Regions from separate parts of the Homo sapiens genome. Here region 1 is linked to region 2. The links are chromatin contacts, found by Hi-C in ENCODE. All regions are on one chromosome and are shown on one strand. Each heading gives the region's core, a stretch centred on a gene start or an enhancer-like site at or near the end of the contact. The rest is flanking DNA. Distances are from core to core; before and after follow the strand shown.

Region 1 (7,134 bases), core at 1,716-4,215, 53 kb before region 2:
GGGCCTGTGATGGGAGAGTCTGCCATGAAGGCCTCTAACATGGCCTGGAGACATTTCCCCCATGGTCTTGGGGATTAACATTAGGTTCCTTGCTACTATGCAAATTTCTGTAGCCAGCTTGAATTTCTACTCAAAAAATGGGTTTTTCTTCTCTACTGCATTGTTAGGCTGCAAATTTTCTGAACTTTTATGCTCTGTTTCCCTTTTAAAATGGAATGCTTTTAACAGCACCCAAGTCACTTTTTGAATGCTTTGATGCTTGGAAATTTCTTCCTCCGGCCAGGCGCGGTGGCTCACCCCTGTAATCCCAGTACTTTGGGAGGCTGAGGCGAGTGGATCACGAGGTCAGGAGATCAAGTCCATCCTGGCTAACACAGTGAAACCCCGTCTCTACTAAAAATACAAAAAAATTAGCCGAGTGTGGTGGAGGGTGCCTGTAGTCCCAGCTACTCGGGAGGCTGAGGCAGGAGAATGGCGTGAACCTGGGAGGTGGAGCTTGCAGTAAGCCGAGATCGCACCAATGCACTACAGCCTGGGTGACAGAGCGAGACTCCATCTAAAAAAAAAAAAAAAAAAAAGGAAATTTCTTCTTCCAGTTACCCTAAATCATCTCTCTCAAGTTCAAAGTTCCACACATCTCTAGGGGAAGGGCAAAATGCTGCCAGTCTCTTTGCTAAAACACAACCAGAGTCACCTTTGCTACAGTTCCCAACAAGTTCCTCATCTCCATCTGAGACCACCTTAGCCTGGACCTTATTGTTCTTATCACTACCAACATTTTTTTTCAAAGCCATTCAACAAGTCTCTAGGAGGTTCCAAACTTTCCCACATTTTCTTTTTTTCTTCTGAGCCCTCCAAACTGTTCCAGCCTCTGCCTATTATGTAGTTCCAAAGTCGCTTCCACATTTTTGGGTATCTTTTCAGCAACGCCTCACTCTACCAGTACCAATTTACTGTATTAATTCATTTTCTCGCTGCTAATAAAGACATACCCAAAACTAGGAACAAAAACAGGTTTAATTGGACTTACAGTTCCACAGGGCTGGGGAGGCCTCAGAATCATGCTGGGAAGTGAAAGGCACTTCTTACATGATGGTGGCAAGAGAAAAATGAGGAAGAAGCAAAAGCAGAAACCCCTGATTAACCTGTCAAATCCTGTGAGACTTATTTACTATCAGGAGAATCACACAGGAAAGCCCAGCCCCCATGATTCAATTACCCCCCTGGGGCCCCTCCCACAACACGTGGGAATTCTGGGAGATACAATTCAAGGTGTGATTTGGGTGGGGAAACAAACCATATCACAAGACTGACAGAGAAAAAAAAAAGAAGGCATAAATTATTAATCTCAGGCATGAAAGAGGGAATATCACCATAGTCACTGAAGACATCAAAAGAATAATAAGGGAATACTATCAACAACTCTATACATATCTATTTGACAATTTAGATGACATAGACCAATTCAAAACTGTAATAACTCATCTAATATGAAATAGATAATCTGAATAACACTATATTAGGAAAATTATAATGTATGATTTAATAACTACACCCCATACCTCCAAAATGTCCAAGCCAAGATGATTTCACTGGAGAATTCTACAAAACATTTAAAGAAAAATTAACACTAACTGTACATAATCCCTTCCTGAAATTATGATAAAAAATTCGGAATTATTTTTATGAAGGTAGTATTACCCCGATACTAAAACCAAAGATGGTATGAAAGAAAAAAAGAAAGAAAATGAAACTATAAGTTATATCATTCATAAACATGGATGAAAATTCTTAACCAGATATTAGTCAACAGAATTCACCAATATATAAAAAGAATTATACACATGGGGCTTATTCCAGGAATGCAAGAGTGGTTCAATATTTACAATTAACCAGTGTAATCCATTATTTTAGTAGCTGAACGAAGTAAAAGTTCTACCTAAAGCATCTTCCAAATGCAAATTGAATGCCACTTTTTTGCTTGAATTTTTGATGTTTCAAGAGAGCATTACAGAAAGTATTTACCAAAGCCCTTGACCTTAGTATGCAGGGTCCTTGGTCCTCTGCCACGCTGTCATTTTCCCTCTGCCACATGCACATGCTGTCACCCTGTGCTTCACACTGCTTTTCTAGAACCATCTGAGCATGGTTCCAATTTATCATTCCACATTGTATTATACAGTCTTCTGACTCTTTCCATTTCAGCAATTTCTCAAGCCAAACTACATAATGATAACCTAATTTCCTTCAACTTTAGCAGTACTCAAAGAATGTTATATTTCACATTGCTACAATTCACTGAAGCTGATCTAGTGTCCTGAAAAGAGAGAGGAATAAAAGATACTGGTATCTGAAGGTGGCACACCCGATGCTGAGATATTCTCTTTTGCATAAACTCATGGAGGGCTTACACTGATCTTTGCATTAACAGCCTAAGTATATAGATGGGAAACAGATTCACAGAGGCAAACACAGGACAAAACAGTGGCTTTGTATCTGTCTAATTTTACTTTCCACAGTCTTTCCACCTTGGCATTTTCTTTTCAATTAAGGTTTATTGAGTGCTAGAAAAGAGAAAGGGGTAAACACTCTGGGTGGGATGTAATTTAGATTCCACATCTATGCCTGGCTTGCTGAGAAATTATGCTTTAATGCTTAATATAGTGCCAGGAGGCACCCTATAGGTAACTGATAATGCTGATGACCCTGTAATGCATTCCTCTGCTCCCCTCACCATCCCATCTTTGACTCAGCTCTGGGTGTCTGCTTCATGCCTGCCTTTCATTCTCTGGTGACGTCCAGTTATCATGTCAGAGGACACTCCTCTCCTCATCCCTCCCTTGGAGATAGCTACCTCATTCCACCCTTTAGGTAACCATTGTGGTCAAATGCATCATGGAACTATTAGATATACATCTTAAATCAACATATTTACCAGGCTCAAGGGGCAACATTGCTCAATATCCTCTTAAGAAATAAACATGAACAAATTCCTTGTGAGAAAGTGATTTACGGTTTAAAGTTTCTTTTAACAGGAAACATGTTGTGACTTCTCTCCTCCAGCCCATCCACGACTGTTGGGGAGTCTTCCACGGGGGCTGACCTTGGCCTGGAAGGTGTTCTTTAAACATAAACACAAGCTGAAAGGGTAACCAAGGCTAGATTAGCTCTTAAGCAAACCAACAATTTCAGAAACAAAAATAAAAATACAGCCTTGTGTATAAAATTATTGATTTTCTCAGCAGTGGACACAAAACATTGCCTAAAAGGTTGGAAATAATCCCCATAAAGATCTATGCAAAATGATGCTCTTGGAGCAGACGTGGGCCAGAAAGATCTTAACATCTTTGAGCAAACACACTGATGAAGAATAAAAGCTAAACATTTTCACTACAAAATATATTGACCTTAATTGTAATCTTTATCAACTTTTCTTATTACTGAACTGATACCATTTCATGTATAAATGTAAAAATCATGGCTAATTCCACCACCCAGAGATAACAACAAAGTTTATTTGCTATTTGCGTATGCTTACATATAATACATTAATATACATACTATTACATAAAATGTTTAATATTTAATTTCCACATACTTGTAAATGTACATACATAAAAGAGATTATATGGTGATATGGTTAGGCTTTATGTCGCTGCCGAGACCAGCTCGGTCAGGGAGACCCTAACCCAGCGGCGCTAGAGGAATTAAAGACACACACACACAGAAATATAGAGGTATGAACTGGGAAATCAGGGGTCTCACAGCCTTCAGAGCTGAGAGCCCCAAACAGAGATTTACCCACGTATTTATTAACAGCAAGCCAGTCATTAGCATTGTTTCTATAGATATTAAATTAACTAAAAGTATCCCTTATGGGAAACAAAGTGATGGGCCGAATTAAAGGAATAGGTTGGGCTAATTAACTGCAGAAGGAGCATGTCCTTAAGGCACAGATCACTCATGCTATTGTTTGTGGCTTAAGAAGGCCTTTAAGCGGTTTTCCGCCCTGGGTGGGCCAGGTGTTCCTTGCCCTCATTCCCGTAAACCCACAACCTTCCAGCTTGGGCGTTAGGGCCATTATGAACATGTTACAGTGCTGCAGAGATTTTGTTTATGGCCAGTTTTGGGGCCAGTTTACGGCCAGATTTTGGGGGGCCTGCTCCCAACAGTCCCCGTCAAAATCTCATGTTGAATTGTAATCCCCGTAATCCTCATAATGCCTGTGTATCAAGGGAGAGACCAGGTGGAGGTAATTGAATTATGGGGGTGGTTTCCCCAATGCTTTTCTCATGAGAGTGAGTGAGCGCTCAAATATCTGATGGTTTTTAAGGGGCTCTTCCCCCTTTGCTTGGCCATTCTCCTTCTTGCCGCCTTGTAAAGCAGGTGCTTGGCTTTCCCTTCGCCTTCTATCATGATTGTAAGTTTCCTGAGGCTTCCCCAACCATGCAGAACTGTGAGTCAATTAAACCTCTTTCCTTTATAAGTTACCTAGTCTCGGGCAGCTCTTTATAGCAGTGTGAAAACAGATGAACACATATGGCATACACTGTTTTGCAATGTGCCCTTTATGTATTTGCTGAGTTTCTTCTTAATTCATAATGGGTGAGATCTCCACTTTATATAGAAAAAAAGTGGTCCAAATATACATTATATTATTTTAATTTTAAATTATCTTTGACCCATAGATTTTTACTTTAGTACATGAGTCTAACAATGTTACCCATTATTGTATCTATTTTTGGTAGAAAGCTAGAAAGTAATACAAATGCACAGAAAAGGCATATATAAAAATTGCTTAATGATGTTAGATAGGCTGATGGGTATCTAAATATACACATCTAAATATATTTGTGCATCTATGCATGCATGTAAGAGTATCAAATTTTGAGCAAAATTTGTTGGCATTCACCTTTTTATAATTTGTTTTATAGTACACTATAGTGTTAGTCTGTATCATTGATTAGTTTGATTTTATCAATCTAGCTCAATATTGTTTATCACATACAGATTTATAACATAAAGCCTACACATGGCATTTTCTCCATAAGGAACCTTCTTTCTCAGATGTTCCTTTGTTTTTCTTTTATGAATTTGATTTTACAGGAAGGTAAATATGAGTTTATAAAGTTACAAATATATCTCATTGGGATGTTATCACAAACAAGAACAGAAACAAAACAAAATGAAACCTCAATATGTGAACTGATTTGGAAACAGTCTTCCTTTTTAAACCACTGATTCATATTATTTACAAACACTATCTGTTTCTACTGACTCTTTTATTAATTTATTCAAACTCTTTACAAATCTTAGAAAAGAATTTTTTTGAAAATCATGTTAAATTATTTCTATATTTATTTTTTATTGCTGTTGAAAATATGAATATCAATCTATTATATTATATAGTGAGTTATTACTGGCAAGTGTATATTATTTTCTGATCACCTACTTTATTTAATTTTGTTCTTGGCTCTAGTTGTTTCTCTTTATTTTTTCCTTCCAAAATGACAATTAAATTAGGATAATTTTTTGTCCTTTACAGCTTTTAAAAATTGTAGTTCTTGATTATTTTTTGTATGTATGATTCCTTGTTCTGACAATAGTGAGTTGTGATTCTAAGACATTTGGGACAGATGTTAAAATAATTGTATCATACCACTTGATCATCTCAAACAATTGGTTTAATTTTAGATCTTTATTCTTTTCTAATATATGTATTTTATGCTATGAGTTTCCATCTAAGTGCTTATTTTCTTGTATCCTGCAAATTTTGATAAGTTATGTATTAAAAAAATTTTTTTTGGAGACAGAGTCTTGCTCTGTTGCCTAGGCTGGAGTGCAGTGGTGCAATCTTGGCTTACTACAACCTCTGTCTCCTGGGTTCAAGTGATTCTCGTGCCAGAGTAGCTGGGATTACAGGCATGCGCCACTACACCTGGGGAATTTTTGTATTTTCAGTAGAGACAGGGTTTCACCATGTTGGCCAGGCTGATCCCGAACTCCTGGACTCAAGTGATCCACCTGCCTGAGCCTTCCAAAGTGCTGGGATTACAGGTGTGAGCCACCAGGCCTGGCCTAATAGTTTATATTTTCATTTTCATTTAGTTCAAGATCTTTTTACAACTTTTCTTGAGACTTCTTTGATCCATGTATTATTCAGAACTGTGTTGTTTAAACTTAAAATATTTGGGGATTTTCCATTTATCTTTCTGTTATTAATTTGTAGTACAATTCCATTGTGGTCTGAGTGCATGCTTCATACGACTTCTACTCTTCTAAATTTGTTAAGGTGTTTTTCTACTCCTTTAAATTTATTAATGGTGCTGCTGAGTTCTACTATGTCTTCACTGATTTTCTGCCTACTAGGTCTGTTCATTTCTAATAGACAGTGTTGGAGTCTCCAGCTATGATAGTGGATTCATCTATTTCGATGTGCAGTTCTATCTGGTTTTGCCTCATGTATTTTGGTGCTTTGTTGTTAGGTACATACGTTTTAAGGACTGTTATATCTTCTTGGAGAGCTGACTCCCTTATCATTTTGTAATGTCCCCCTTTGTCACTAATAAACTAGCTTGCCCTGAAATCTGCTCTTCTGAAATTAATATAGCTATTCTAGCTTTCTCTCAATTAGCATTATCATGGTATATACTCTCCCATCCCTTTACTTTTAATTTTCCTGTGTCTTCATATTTAAAATGTGTTTTAAATATAACTCTTATAAGCTCTTATAAGCTCTGTCTTTTATTTGGTGTATTTAGGCCATTCACATTTAATATAATATAGTATTTATATGCATATACTTGTAACTGTTTTATATTTGTTGTTTGCGTTCCCTTTTTCTTTTTCTGTCTTTCACTCTTTTCTGCTTTTCCTGTATTTAACTGAGTATTTTATATGCTCCGTTTTATCTCTTCTCTTATCAATTATATTTCTTTTTTTAATTTATTTGGTGATTGTCCTAGAGTTTGCAATATGCATTTACAATTAATCTAAGTTCACTTTCGAAAAACAGATATCATTTCACAAGTAGTGCAGTTACCTTATAAGTGAATATTTTCAATATCTTCCTCCTATCCCTAATAACATTCCTTCATTCATTTAAATGCTTATCTACATTATAATCACTGAACA
Region 2 (6,819 bases), core at 1,104-3,603:
TCAGCAGCAGGCAGTACTTAAGTCAAATTAACCTAGGCCACAATCTGTGCCAGGACCCTTCAGGCTCAAACTCTAATTTTCTCTGTGCGCTGAAGCAGATGTGCACCTCAGAGATGGACTCACTTCAACAAAGACCTCATAGAGCCTGGCGGGTTTTGACTACCACCTGCCGATAGCTCTCAAAGTTCAATAACTACTTTCCAACCCTCTTCAAATAACTAATCCTCCAGGGCTATTTGTGTGTGGTCAGTCTGCTTCAGAGTACCATGGGCTCCTTGGAATTGCTTTGTCCAAAGTAGAAGTCGTTCTTTCTCTCTCAACTCCTGTGTTCTCCTGCACACACAGTCTTCCTGGGAGAACACCATTTGCTCACTCCCTCACACCAGCTCCCTGGGGACTTGCCTGACTACTCCCTTTCTCTCTTACTAAGTTTGTCCATTATGCCTTCTAATAGTTCTCCAATATTCCATCTCATATTCATTCTTCTATGATTAACCTTGCTTAAACTGTTGTCATAATTTCTGTGACTACAACATAAATCTTCCAAATGGATCCTATCCTCCAAGTCTCTTTGCTCTATCCCTGAGTTGTCCAATACACTAGCCAATGGCCATATGTTGCTACTGAGCACTTGAAATGTGACTGGTGTAACCAGTTATCTGAAGTTTTAGTAGTATTTAATTGCATTAAATCAAGAAAATATAGATACTGAATTCAGTTGTTAGAAAACTTAAGAATCTCTGGTTGAGCATGGTGGCTCATGCCTGTAATCCCAGCAGTTTGGGAAGCCGAGGCAGTTGGATTGCTTGAGCTCAGGAGTTTGAGACCAGCCTGGGCAACATAGTGAAACCCTGTCTCAATCAAAAACACAGAAAATTACCTGGGCATGGTGGCATGTGCCTGTGGTCACAGCTACTCGGGAGGCTGAGGTGGAAGGATGACTTGAGCCCAGGAGGTGGCAGTTGCAGTGAGCCAAGATCACACTGCCTCACTCCAGCATGGGCAACAGAGCCAGACTCTATCTCAAAACAGAAAAACAAAAAAACAAAAGAGAGAGAAAAAAACCCTTTCAGAATCTCTGAAAAACTCCGGCATGTGAATGTACTCTTCAACTTTAAATTTAATGAAATCTAAACACAGATCGAGTAATTGTGATGAGTTTAGCATCTGTAAATAAAAATATGCTTTATGTGTAAAATACATGCAAGGTTTCAAACACCAAGTACAAGAAGAGTAAGTGTAAACTATCATTAATAAATTTGTGTACTGATGACATTTTAAATGACAAAAGTTTGAATGTATTGTGTTAAATAAATTACATTATCACATTTATTTCACTTGTTTCTTGTGGCTATTAAAGAATTTTAAAATTGCCTTTGTGGATCACACAATATTTCTATTGTTTGTTTCAACCAATCCATGTTCCACCTCTCAATCCATTGGCTGTCTCTCGATCCATATTCCACCTGCTACCAGCAAGTGAAGTGCTCTGCTGACTCTTCACTTCCTCCTTCCTGACATCTGCCTGTGGAATAGAGCCTAGTGTTCCCTGAAGCCTGACTTCTCTGCCCTGCCCTGGGCACTGCAGGTGGAAGTTTCCACATCACAACTCGAAGGCTACTAGTGGAAACACTTCCTCTCCCAACACCACCCCCCGCATGGGGCACTCTACTTAGAGGGTTGCTTTTCTGTCCCCTTCTCTGCCTCAAAGTCCTTTCCTATTACTCCTTTAAGGCAAAATAAAACAAAAACACAAAGCTGGCCAAACTGTATTTGTCATTTTAGAACCAGCTCAAGGGTGTCATTTTCTCCAAAGTGCAGTTGGTGCCACTACCTCCTCCTTGACAGGTAGATCATTGCCCTGGGCTGTGTCCCACTGGGTCGCTTTCCAAAGTAAGTCATAGTAACACCTGCATGCTATCTTTCTCCCCTACCAGGGAGCTCACTATCTCAGAAACCCAGGAAGCTCCTTTCTAAGGAAATACTTGGATGAATAAATGAACTCAACAGCAATGCCAGTGTTACTAATTCACAAAGATAAACAAAAATCCTCCTGCAGGTTGGAATGCACAGTGGTTTGACCAGGCATTTTTTTCCCATATTTGGAAAACTGGCAAAAGCAAGGCTTTATGAGATACAGGATCAGAAAAAAATGAGAGCAGGTAATCTAAAAAGCGTGGTCAGGGCAGTACAGCTGTGGTTTTTGCAAAGTAGCAATTGCTGTCCATGGGTCAATTGTCTTATCTGCCTCTGCCACAACTACTGTCTTTTCTCTGTGTTCATGGCAATTCCCTGACTCTTTGGCCAATGCATTATCTTTAAAGATATTTAAACATATACAATCCAGCCTTGTTAGCCTGAGGTCCATTCTGCCTTTTCTGAGTAGTTTTTTATCAACCTACCACCTGAGTCACTAACCACTTACTATAAATTTACATCAATCACATTTCCTCCATTCCTGAGTTTATGTGGCCACGTGATAAACAGGCTCATACATTGGTGTGTCTCATCGCAATTTTTAATGTTTAAAAAAAGGGTGTAAATGCTTAAAATCATATTTTCTAAATAAGTGAAACAAATGTTAAGCTTTTAAAAAATTTCGATTTCTTACTTACAAAATTTATTTGTTCTTAATTGCTGAGAGTTTGAAATCTGTGCCTGTCTGAATCTTTCATTCACATGGACATAGACATTATCATCCAACATGAAGTGACAAGGCATTTGACAGAGTGAACATGGAGGAAGGCCACTCTTATCAGTGTGAAAGATAGTTGCATCCTATGAGGATAGAAGACACAGAAGATAAAATCTGAAATACAATAAATATGCACTTGTTTATATTTTTCTCTTCTATAATTACCATAGTGACCTCTTACCTGATAAAAATGTCAACAGAGATGGTAGAAGATGGGTCTCAGCTGTGCTCTCAACAGATTCAACATGCAGAAAACTAGTTTTCAGGGTCACAAAAGTTTAACTCATTTAATGAGCTTATTCTTACATGCCATTATTGAATTAAAAGCATGATTTAGTACTGCAGGGTGGAAAAAAGCAAACTGCATTGCTTTGACAGATAAATTCCTCTCTAGCTTCTTTTAGCAATTCCTAGCATTTGGAATCGCTTCCTATTTAATATTTTTTGTTGTCCTTTTTCATTTTTATTCTCAGTAGTCATTCTAAATGTCTTTTTAAACTCATAATGATTTAAACTCCTAGGAGGCTGTGTGAACTTTGACAAATGACTCAACCTTCCTGGATGTCAATTAAACACTACATATTTGCTGGGCTTTAACAATCTAAATAAGATTTTATTCTTCCTTTACAGATACCTTGACATCTCTTATTCTTCCACGTCTTCATAAATTGTATGTCTAACTTTCTCTGTTGGGATGTTTGCACCAATAACACAACAGTGGTTCTCTGACTTGAGTGTGCCTTAGAATGAGCTGGAAGTCTTGACACAACGCAGGCTGCTGGGCCCAGTCCTGAGGTTCTGACTCACTAGGTCTCGGGTGGGGCCTGAAAACTCGTGTTACTCACCAGCACCCAGGAGCTGCTGATGCTGCTGATGTGGCTACCACAGTTTCAGAACCACTGCAATACAGACATCTTCTCAAGGGTGCAGAACACAGAGCTTAAAAGATGTTTGCATGCTTTACAAACATATTAAGATCCAAATGTCCATAAAGAAAGATGTTCATCTCCTTACCTTTTAACTGATGTCCAGATCACCTATTCAGGTTATCTTTGGACTCGGAGATGAGGTGATACATGTGGAGAATTTTCAAACAGTAAAAGCAAGTGATATGCATGGAAGGGAACATGACCATCAGTAGCCAGTCATGACTAATTCTGAAATTTAATCTTTCAAGGCTCCCTCATTCCTCCTTTTGTCTTTGACTCTGCTCTTCTTACCTGCCGGGTGTAAAGGCAAACAGCACCTCTTTGAGCTCAGATGTGTTCTTTACTGGCTGGGAGGCCATGGGCACCTTACCTCAGTTCTCCCAGTGGAAGAACTCCCATAGAGACACTAGATGGTTTGTGAGGGAACCCCAGCTTTGATTTCATGACTCCTGCATTTGTATTTTTAAGTATAAATTACTGTCAAGTAAACTCTTCTTCACACAGAATGTGAAATTCATCTATCCTTCTGCCCACTCATGCATTTATTTATGTATTAATTTAAGAAATATTGATTGATGGCCAGGTATGGTGGCTCACACCTGTAATCCCAGCACTTTGGGAGGCTGGGGCAGGTGGATCAGTTGAGGTCAGGAGTTCGAGACCATCCTGGAAAACATGGTGAAACTCCATCTCTAGTAAAATTACAAAAATTGGCTGGGTGTGGTGGCACACATGCCTGTAATCCCAGCTACTCAGTAGGCTGAGGCAGGATAATTGTTTGAACCCAGGAGGCAGAGGCTGCAGTGAGCAGAGATCATACCACTGCACTTCAGCCTGGGTGACAGCAAGACTTTGTCTCAAAAAAAAAAAAAAAAAGAAAGAAAGAAAAATATTGAAATATTGATTGATTATCTGCTTACATGTAGAAAATATGTGCTTTGGAATTTTAAAATATTAAGAAGAAACTTCACCTTTAGCTTTATTAGACTTAATTGCGAGTATTTCTATTCTTTCTTTAATCTCTCAATTTTAATGATTTTGACATTTGAAGCTGGGATCATCTTACTGGATCTCTCATCATTCTGTCACCTTAAATTTAGCAATATGATTATCTTCTCCAATGACAGAACATTTCAAGTGGGAACTGAGCCATGGCAGAGCTACAGTGTGTTGGCATGGCCCCCTTCCTTTCACTATCATCACCATTGTCATCATTGTATGGTTTAATATCTCAACATACATAAAAGCAAATAACGGAGCTAGCATCCTGCCCATTTTACCCCTGAGATGTTCCAAAATTCTGTGTTTAAAAACCTGTAAAATGAATGATTCAACATCTGTGACAGTCCTTTTATCTGCTGGTTTAGAAAGCACAGTAGTACTTTCCTGTCTCTCTAAGAGTTAATTTGTGCAAGCTGCTGGTATCACTTTAATATATATTTTCTGTCCCAAACAAAACCACATGAAGATCCCGTTCTAAATTTTGCCAGGGACCCATGTAAAGCTTCTCAACTCACAGATCATAGCCTCCAACATTCTGTTTTTGGAAAATTCTTCTTGATTTATGAGAGATGCCCAGTACTGGTTTTACTAAGATGTTGGCCAGGATGAAAAGAGTAACAACAACAACAACACCTATCAGAACGTGCTTTCAAGTTTCTAAAAGATTAATAGTCATTCTCACAGTCTTCTCTCTTCATAGAACTATGAGGTTGATAAATTTTCTGGCTTCTCCCCAGAGAAATAACTTGGTCAAAACACTCAGGAAGGGGTAAGCCAAAACATCAACTTGGATCTTTCCATCCCAGACCTTGTACTAAATGAAGGAAGTAAAATAGGATCAGGTGATTCTCTTTTTCATATTGTCTCTGAGAAAAAGTAAGTGAAATAAACTTAAGTTTTGGGGACCTGGACACTAATCAGCTTGTTTTTGTTTTGGTATTTTGTTTTTTAATTACAGATGTTTATTATTTCTTTCATTATTTCACCAAACCAAGTTTTTCTTAAAACCAAGATCTATTGCCTTGGTCTAAAATAAAAATAAAAGTAAAACAAATAGTATCATTTTATGTAAATAGCAGACTTGGGATACTTAAGATTGAAATTCTTGCCAGAATCATAAATCACTGACAGAAAATAATGGTCTTTTTATTACTTTAAAAATTAAACTAACATCTAGGCTATTTAAATGTTAATAAAAGTGAGTTTGGAAGGGTTGGAGTTTATTTCAGAGAAAATTTTTTCTTTCTTTACTTTTTTTTTTTTTTTTTGTAATTTTGATCCAAAACTAGCCTGTCTCCAGAATGAGGCCTGCAATCTGATCAGCCCTGAATTTCCTGCAAAACTGTGGTTCTTCCTATTTACATTCAGTGTGAATTCTTCAAGGAACTTGCATACTGCAACTGTTCAGCACTAACTAACTTCTGTTAATCTCAGATTATTAACTGGCAGGCAAAAATGAAATGGCCCAATGGTCTTCAAACTCAAATTGTTCAAATCCAAAATATGTCATATATATAAATCATTGCTTTTATAAAACTGCTGTATAAATTAGTTTTACGTAAACTGCAATTACAAGTTTTGTTTTCTGTAAAAATTGCTTATGAATTCTTCAATTTTATAGATTTCTGAGAATGAATAGAATACTCTTTGTGTGTGTATTGCTCCTATATTTTAGTGACAATTATTACTTGGGCCTTTCCAATTCTTTGAGCTGGTTGTGCTCTGAACGTACCTCTAAATCTACCTTCTGGTGATTGATGAATACTCTCATCCATCATATTAGAACAATTTCTCAAGTTCTCAACATTTTTTAATTAAGAAAAAATTTAAATTTGTTCCCATTGTGTTCATGTGACTGTATTTCTTAGCTGTAGAAGTCCTCTGATGAAATAAAAAACGTCTCTTTCAAACAAGGATAGAGGGAAGACATTTTGATTCCTGAAGAAAGTCTGTGATCTAACCACAAATCCGAATAGCATTAACATTCTTGACTTTCCTCACCACTTATTTAATTTCTAAAATAATCTTTGCTTGTTCCTTTAGAACGAGTACTAGTTATAAAAAAACCAGAGAACACATTGGTTCAACAACCAATTTCAAAGAAGAACAAACATAATTCTCAAAATAAAAATGGACACTAGTAAACCTCACTTCAGATATTCTGAAAAAAATAGTTTAAAATTAAGTTATGAA

The links. A loop is a pair of places that touch in the nucleus more often than their neighbours do.
Region 1: a loop to region 2 is called in a map of PC-9, with 5 times the contacts of the local background. The contact joins two enhancer-like sites. A Hi-C loop is called at or near these places in 3 of 168 maps with a recorded cell type or tissue (PC-9, Right ventricle myocardium inferior and heart right ventricle).

Annotation. Positions count from the first base shown.
Region 1 is chr7:46,429,991-46,437,124 of GRCh38, forward strand. No RefSeq gene overlaps it. Among named protein-coding and RNA genes, the nearest start is that of IGFBP3, 510 kb to the left of the region's middle. Within about 2 kb of position 2,966, at least 2 of the 41 ENCODE cell types and tissues checked have a DNase peak (open chromatin) inside an H3K27ac peak, as active enhancers do; they include PC-9, where a contact is called at or near this core.
Region 2 is chr7:46,483,543-46,490,361 of GRCh38, forward strand. No RefSeq gene overlaps it. Among named protein-coding and RNA genes, the nearest start is that of IGFBP3, 570 kb to the left of the region's middle. Within about 2 kb of position 2,354, at least 3 of the 41 ENCODE cell types and tissues checked have a DNase peak (open chromatin) inside an H3K27ac peak, as active enhancers do; they include PC-9, where a contact is called at or near this core.